3 separate regions of the Homo sapiens genome follow, and regions 2 and 3 are each linked to region 1. Evidence: chromatin contacts called from ENCODE Hi-C or POLR2A ChIA-PET data. All regions are on one chromosome and are shown on one strand. Each heading gives the region's core, a stretch centred on a gene start or an enhancer-like site at or near the end of the contact. The rest is flanking DNA. Distances are from core to core; before and after follow the strand shown. Region 1 overlaps TAOK3 (TAO kinase 3). Region 2 overlaps TAOK3 (TAO kinase 3). Region 3 overlaps TAOK3 (TAO kinase 3).

Region 1 (2,609 bases), core at 66-2,565:
GCTATTCTTACAGTCCAGCTAAATGTCACTTTTTTTTTTTTTTTTTTTTTTGAGACAAAGTCTTGCTCTGTCTCCCACGCTGGAGCGCAGTGGCGCCGATCTCGGTTCACTGCAAGCTCCGCCTCCCGGGTTCACGCCATTCTCCTGTCTCAGCCTCCCCAGTAGCTGGGACTACAGGCGCCCGCCACCACGCCCAGCTAATTTTTTTTTGTATTTTTAGTAGAGATGGGGTTTCACCATGTTAGCCAGGATGATCTCGATCTTCTGACCTCGTGATCCGCCCGCCTCAGCCTCCCAAAGTGCTGGGATTACAGGTGTGAGCCACCACGCCCGGCTAAATGTCACTTCTATAAAACCTACTATTTTCTCCCTTTGCATCAGTTTTCAACACACATAGTTAGTATTCTAAAACTGGATGGCAAGTGCTTCTTCAGAGAAGGGTAATTGTCTAAGTCCACATTTGGATTAATCATTGTAACCCCTGATATTTTAAAAAATAAAAACAGTGTTATTGAGATATAATTCACCTATCATACACTCTGCCCATTTAAAGTGTACAATTCAATGGTTTTTAGTATATTTAGTATTTAGCATTTTAGATATGTACAACCGTTACCAACCACAGTTATTTTTAGAACATTTTCATCACCATACATACACACACAAAACCATACCCTTTAGCTATTACCCCAGCCTCGCCCCACCCCATTCCCTCCATTCCTAAGAAATTTACTAACATACTTTCCATCTTTATAGATTTCCTTGTTCTGGGAATTTCATATAAACGGAATCATACAATATGTGGTCTTTCATGACTGGCATTTTTCACTCAGCATGTTTTCAAATCCAATGCATAGCATGAATCAGTATTTCTTTTTATTGCCAAATAATATTCCATTATATGGATATGTCACATTTTATCCATTTATCAGGTGATGGACATTTGGACTGCTTTAACTTTTGGCCATTATGGATAGTGCTACTAGAATTATTCATGTATAAGTTTTTAGGCGGATATATGTTTTCATTTTTCTTGAGCATATGCCTATGAGTGGAAATGCTGGGCCCTACGGCTTCTTTAAGTAGCAGATATTCCATAAAAATCTGATGAAATCACCTTCCCTGTTCCATTTCAATCTTATAATTAAAATGACCATTCAAATTAATCCTTTCCCCAAAAGATAAACAAGAATATTTTTTCTTCTAAGAGGATAAGATGAAATAACAGGCATAAAATAAGTTTTTCCCTCTTCCTTAACCTCCTGCAACCTCAGGTATTACATTTATAGTGAGAATGTAGAACTGCGCCAAGAATGTAGTATTTCAGGTTTTAGGCCCTTGGGCCAAATAAACAATCCAACTAGCACGGAGTAGAAGATTTCATCAGAGATGTGCAATTGAAATAATTTTCTTCGCAAACACTTCTTTATTCTAAGAAATGGAAACCTTCTAACAATGGTAATCAAGTAAATTATTTCTCACAAGACATTCTAACTTACTATAAGAAAGAACACTGGTGGCGCATGCCTGTAATCCCAGCTACTTGGGAGGCTGAGGCATGAGAATCACTTAAGCCCAGGAGGCAGAGGTTGCAGTGAGCCGAGTTACACCACTGCACTCCAGCCTGGGTGACAGAGCAAGACTCCATCTCAAAAAAAAAAAAAAAAAGAAAGAAAGAAAGAAAGAAAGAACACTTGATAGAGAGTAGAAATATATATTTTTAAAATAATTTTCCCTTTCCCAGAAACTTCAAGAAAGATGATTCATTGAAGATCTTAGTTGTGTTTCAATGTTTTTTTCAACAATAATGTTCTTCTCAACAATGTTTTTCTCTGGCAGCACTATCCTGGAGCCAGTGAATTCGAAAACTCCACAATATTTCAGTATTAATAAAGTAAATAAGAATTAGAATGTTTCATACTGGAAAGAATTTTAAAGATACACCATTTCAACTCCTTTTTTTCTTTTTATACTCAATCTCAGAAAAGTTAAGCATCACATCACACCTCTGTGGCAGCATTATCCCCAAATTAAAATCCCAGACTTCTGGCCAGGTGCAGTGGCTCATGCCTGTAATCCTAGCACTTTGGGAGACCGAGGTGGGAGGGTTGCTTGAGTCCAGGAGTTTGAGAACAGCCTGGGTAACACAGTGAGACCCCCGTCTCTATGAAATAAAATACAAAAAAATTAGCTGGGCATGGTAGCACGTGCCTGTAGTCCCAGCTACTTGGGGCTTGAGGTGGGAGGATTGCTTGAGCCCAGGAAGCTGAGGCTATAGTGAGCCGAGATTGTGCCACTGCACTCCAACCTAGGTGACAAAGTAAGAACTTGTCTGGAAAAAAAAAAATCCAGGACTTCTGATTTTCCATTACAGAAATTTATTCTCCTGAACCATGCTGCCCTAAGTCATACTTTACTATTTTGGAGGGTAATCAAGAAAATTTTAAATTTAATGTAAGATTGAACTTCTGTTACTATTCCTCCCAAGGATCTCAGGACATTTAAAGATATGGTGCTAGATTCAGTTCTTACGAGGACTGCAGAGTAAACAAATTTGAGGGCCTCTTTAAGAAAAAAATAGGGCCAGCGCGGTGGCTCATGCCTGTAAT
Region 2 (2,609 bases), core at 57-2,556, 35 kb before region 1:
CAGGTAGGTCATACTAGTTACTTAAAGGTAGAGCTTTCTTCAGAGGGAGGGAATACAAATGAGAAAAAAGGCAGACATGGCGAACAAGAAAACCTATTCAGCTGCTACACTTACAAAGGCATATTCTTAAAGGCTAAATCCAGTTATCAATAGTATTCCCTGTGCTGAGAAAATTGGTGCCAATTTTAACTGCTTTTTCTGCTTTTCCAAATTATGTGACATTTTTGGAGCCTAAACAAACCTGCAATGATTCCGTATTGACCACCTACCAATAAACCTCAACTACACACATACCTTTTCTTTCTTGCCTGTGACCCTTTCTCTCTGTCTTTAATTGTAACTGCAACTCTAAGGCATTTGAGGTACATGTTATATAGAAGGTGATATTTTAAAAATAACTCTGTACAGTAAAAAGAAGACCCTGAAAGATCAAAACAAACAAGGATTAGGGGTTAGGAAATTACATTTCTATTGTATTACTACAAAGAATTGCACGTGGTTACTACTAAAGCTAATAGAGGTATTATATAGCAAAAAGTTTTAAAAATATAATTCAAAAAATTCATTTTTCATTATGGTAATTTAGAATGAGAAGGTGTGGATGTACTCCTTATTCTTTTTAAAAAAGGCATGAGGTGTAATGAGCACTAGAAACCATGAATTGGAAGTTGATGGTCAGTGAAAAGATAAAACAGAGAAGATGAGGAAATTTATGTCAAGCTGAAAATGATAAGGTTCAAATGCTTCAAAATAACTTTTATAAAAACTTCCCTTGAAAATTCAGTTTCCTTCCTCATGGTGACATTAGGCATTGGCAGACAGAACTAAAAAAAAATGCATTATTTATTTTTCTTCACAACAGAAAAATATATTTTCTCTACTTATCTTTAGTTAGGAGATTGAATTGCCTTTAAAATCAAAACAATAAAAATCTGAGACACAGTATTTACTTTTAAATTAAAAAAACATTATTTATAAGTATTTTGACTCTTCAACAAATTATTTTACATACTAAAGAAGATAAAGCATAATACAGACTAAAACATTAAGTTAATGTGCAGATTAAGGTAATAATGGCACAAAAAACTGAACTGTAGCTTTAAATGAGAGCAGGCAAAATAATCACAAGCAAGTTGGCAGTAGTATTAACACCTTGGTACCAAAGACATATATTTACAAAAAGTTGTCAGATCCATAGACATTATGATAATTTTATTTAATCAGTATTTATTAACATGATTAGGTTCACTCTTTGTCCTTAATTCCCAGCAGGATTTCGGTCTGCCTATCTTTAGGAAGTTCTGCTTTTGTGGTACCAGTAAGTGGTCATGGCTACACTGGGGTGATTAAAACAGAAGCAAAAGAGGAACCATAACCCAATAGTTTCACTTCTTCCTAGTAAATGCCAGTTGTTTTCTTTCATTTGTGAGCCATCTCAGATTCTTCATACCTAATATTTCACTCCTCCTCCCCTCATTCATTAATGTAACTGTACTAAAAGTTCATTACTGAGAGAAGAAAAGATTGGTAACATGTTTCTCTAGAAGTTAATGGAGGGAGGGAGGTTGCAGGGAGGAGAGTGTGGTTGTGGTAGAGAAAATACAAGGCAGAGAAAAGCCCTAGAATAGGAGTCAAGAAACTTGAGTTTCAATCCTTAACATATTACTTAAATTCTGTGAAACTCTGGGCAAGTTAAGTCTTTCTGAGCCCTGGTCTCTTCATATGCCAAAATACAGTAAAGATAATATCTTCCTAAGTATCTATATGAACTATAGAAATGAGAAATATTTTAAAGTTATAAAATAGCATATATTTATATAAGACTAGCTTGTTATTTGTAATAGGAAAGGGACAATAACTCTGCTAACAGATAAATATATGCAAGGAAGGTTAATTTTCTTTTCTTTTCTTCATGACACAGTATCTAAAGATTGGTGGGCCCTTTTTCAAATTTCCCTGCAACATTTAGCCTGGAGAACAGTTACCTACTGAACAAAGATGATATAATTGTGGATACGTAGGAGAGAATAAGAGATAGAAGCTAAATTCTGGCAACTTTATCCTTTATATCCAGAAGCAGCAATCTATTTGCTTCCCATGAATGCTTAGGCAACCTAAAAATTGGAGCATGCACTAATTTTCAAGGTTCCTGGAATAGACAGTCCTGCAACTGAAAAGAAACATAACTGGTCTCTAATCTTACCTATGAATCAATGCATGAGAATGTAGGTAGGCTAGTCCATGCAAGGCTCCATGAGTAATGGCAGCGATCTCCACTTCCTGAAGTGGTTTTTTATGAACTGAGGAAGGAAAAAAAAAAAAGTCAGTAGATGATCAGTTTCATTCCTCATTTTATTATTTTATACAGCTATACCAGACTGGGTTACATACTTTCTCACATGACAATTTGGGAACACATTCACCTAGATCTTCTATAGAAGATAATAAGTGATCAGACAACAGGAAACCCAAGTATATAAACACAAATGACCCTTCAAAACAAAAATAAAACAAAGAAAGCCTGATATTCCTTAAATGATGCATTGTTAATTTACTTATCAGTTGCAAGCCAAGCCACACTGATTCCAATTAACCAGGCCCAAATTAAC
Region 3 (2,609 bases), core at 32-2,531, 36 kb after region 1:
GGGGTGAGCCTCCTCACCCAGCTTATAATTTTAATTATTTCAACACTTGGTTTAAATTTTTCTTTTTGACTTATATTCTTCATGATTGTAAATGGATGTGAAACGTTTCATAATTTTTATAAAAATCCATACATGTTTCCCTCAAGTTCTTGAGTCTAAAATTAACATAGATCTGTCCTTACTTTTATTTAGTGGACCTTAATGTTCACTGAAGAAATATTATTGATACTTAGAGTAACTAAGCCACAATGGTAGGTTCCATAGTTAAAAGATAATTTTATATATTGTACTTTGGACTTAAACTAATCATTCAATTGTAAAGTAGTAACATCAAACTTTTGCTCTCAGAGTTTGTTCTGCTTCATCAGTACATTCAAATAGAATGCTCCATAATGAAGAAAATAGTCTATCACTTCATTTGCACTATCCAATAATGGTAGCCATTAACAACATGTGGCTAGTAAGCACTTGAAATGTGGCTAGTGCAACAGAAGAACGGAATTTTTAAGTGTTTAATTTTAATTAATTTTCATTTAAATAGCTCTTTGGCTAGAAACTACAATGTTGGACAACACAGTTCTAGATAGTTCAAAAAACATCAGTAATTATGTGGAAATAGAATAATAATGATTCTCATTACTAAACTATACAGGTTATATCATTGCCTCAGGAATTGCTGACACATCTCTTGACCAATTGTGCAAGAAGCAATGAGGTTTTGAGCACGGTTTTTTACCACTTTATGAATCAACCTTCCCGCCTCCTCTTCCCCCCCCCATCTCTGGAGTCCTCATAGTTTTCTCTTTAAAATCATTTGTAAAACAGAAAGCAAAGCTCTCAGATCTAACCAGTAGTCTAACTCTGACCTTAGGCTCCCACGGGAATTCAATTATTTTTGTTGGCCTAACCTCTAAGGGATGATGGATTTGCTATCTCTGTGTCCTCCTTCTTCCCTGACTCCCCCTCCCACCCTCACATCTTCTCCTCTAACTAGTCACATTTAGTTAGTTTCTTGACCTGCTGCCTTTGTTTTAAACAGGAATGAAAGAGAACCATAACTGGAAACAGAAACTGTTGCATTCAGTTATTAGGTCGCAATGGGAAAAATGAGGCTGTGTATGTATAAGTGTTTTTGCAGGGTTTAGGATAGCAGCTGCAGCTACCCCTTCTTTCCTTCCACTGCTAGACAAATTTCCAAGCACTTGATACTAGAGTTCTACCACTAGCTAGCCAGCTAGAGGTCTCGGTATCCTCTATGAACTGTTAATGAAGTTCCGGAAGTTCTTTCCTTAAAAAACAAAAGTTCTGAATGCTGACTCTCTAACCACGGAAATGGTATCTTATTACTAAAACACTAAAAATGTTAAGCTGCATACTGCTCCAATGAGTAGTCTGTAGACTTGTTACCATCTGTACTGGCCATAGCGAAAAAGGGTTTGACACTACATGATAGTTACTGGTACTTGTTCCCAATAGCTGCTTAAAATAAGCTGTTGGCAAGTTTGACTACTTTTTTTTTTTTTTTACATTTAAAAAATAACAACATTAAACAGTTATATCTGTAAATGTAAGAAGGTTAAGGCATTCTAAGTCACAGGATGGGATAGGAGGTAGGCACAAGATACAGGTCATAAAGACCTTGCTGATAAAACAGGTTGCAGTAAAGAAGCCGGCCAAAACCCACCAAAACCAAGATGGCAATGAGAATGACCTCTGGTCGTCCTCACTGCTATACTCCCACCAATGCCATGACAGTTTACAGATGCCACGGCAACATCAGGAAGTTACCCTATATGGTCTAAAAAGGGGAAGCATGAATAATAGACCCTTTGTTTAGCATATCATCAAGAAATAACCATAAAACTGGGCAACCAGCAACCCCCCGGGGCTGCTCTGTCTGTGGAGTAGCCATTCTTTTATGCCTTTACTTTCTTAATAAACTTGCTTTCACTTAAAAAAAAAATTAAACATTTACATTTGTATAAAGTACTTTCACATACCTAACCAAATTCAATTATTTTAACAACCCAGTAAGGCAGGAAAATCAGTTATTATTATTCTGATTTTTATGAGTGTCATCTGACTCCTAGGATAGCAGCATGTTTCCCAGTATACCAGTACTTCTACCTGGCAAGGGTGCTGCCCAAAAATGGTCTTGGGAGAATGTAGACGGTGTAGAAAAGTCTGTAATTTGGCCGGGCGCGGTGGCTCACACCTGTAATGGCAGCATTTTGGGAGGCCGAGGCAGGTGGATTACCTGAGGTCAGGAGTTTGAGACCAGCCTGACTAACATGGTAAAACCCTGTCTCTACTAAAAATACAAAAATTAGCCAGGCGTGGTGGCACATGCCTGTAATCCCAGCTACTTGGGAGGCTGAGGCAGGAGACTCGTTTGAACCCAGGAGGCGGAGGTTGCAGTGACCTGAGATCGCACCACTGCACTCCAGCCTGGGGAACAGCAGCGAAACTCTGTCTCCAAAAAAAAAAAAAAAAAAAAAAAAAAAAGCCTGTATGGTTGTAATTAATTGAGCACTCAAATTTAGTTCTTAAAACATTTTCTTTCCCCTCTTTGAATTATATTATTTTAAATGTCACTGGGCACGGTGGCT

What was found. A loop is a pair of places that touch in the nucleus more often than their neighbours do. ChIA-PET counts read pairs that join two places held with the same protein, here RNA polymerase II (POLR2A). Pooled maps may share reads with other maps.
Region 2: a loop to region 1 is called in a map of PC-9, with 8 times the contacts of the local background. The contact joins two enhancer-like sites. A Hi-C loop is called at or near these places in 5 of 168 maps with a recorded cell type or tissue (Calu3, IMR-90, PC-9 and 2 more) and 2 of 50 pooled maps. POLR2A ChIA-PET finds 5 or more read pairs at or near these places in 11 of 52 experiments (AG04449, B cell, BJ and 8 more).
Region 3: a loop to region 1 is called in a map of mammary epithelial cell, with 7 times the contacts of the local background. The contact joins two enhancer-like sites. A Hi-C loop is called at or near these places in 5 of 168 maps with a recorded cell type or tissue (PC-3, PC-9, endothelial cell of hepatic sinusoid and 2 more), 1 of 37 single-sample maps with no recorded cell type and 2 of 50 pooled maps. POLR2A ChIA-PET finds 5 or more read pairs at or near these places in 16 of 52 experiments (AG04450, CD4-positive, alpha-beta T cell, GM10248 and 12 more).

Annotation. Positions count from the first base shown.
Region 1 is chr12:118,270,641-118,273,249 of GRCh38, forward strand. The region is part of intron 1 of TAOK3 (TAO kinase 3); the gene reads right to left. Among named protein-coding and RNA genes, the nearest start is that of TAOK3, 100 kb to the right of the region's middle. Within about 2 kb of position 1,316, at least 5 of the 41 ENCODE cell types and tissues checked have a DNase peak (open chromatin) inside an H3K27ac peak, as active enhancers do; they include PC-3, PC-9 and mammary epithelial cell, where a contact is called at or near this core.
Region 2 is chr12:118,235,870-118,238,478 of GRCh38, forward strand. It overlaps TAOK3 (TAO kinase 3), which reads right to left. Exons shown (of 21, transcript NM_016281.4): 7 at 2,204-2,300. Among named protein-coding and RNA genes, the nearest start is that of PEBP1, 100 kb to the left of the region's middle. RefSeq lists enhancers at 1,442-1,511, 1,652-1,701. Within about 2 kb of position 1,307, at least 6 of the 41 ENCODE cell types and tissues checked have a DNase peak (open chromatin) inside an H3K27ac peak, as active enhancers do; they include PC-9, where a contact is called at or near this core.
Region 3 is chr12:118,306,455-118,309,063 of GRCh38, forward strand. The region is part of intron 1 of TAOK3 (TAO kinase 3); the gene reads right to left. Among named protein-coding and RNA genes, the nearest start is that of TAOK3, 65 kb to the right of the region's middle. RefSeq lists an enhancer at 1,745-1,844. Within about 2 kb of position 1,282, at least 10 of the 41 ENCODE cell types and tissues checked have a DNase peak (open chromatin) inside an H3K27ac peak, as active enhancers do; they include PC-3, PC-9 and mammary epithelial cell, where a contact is called at or near this core.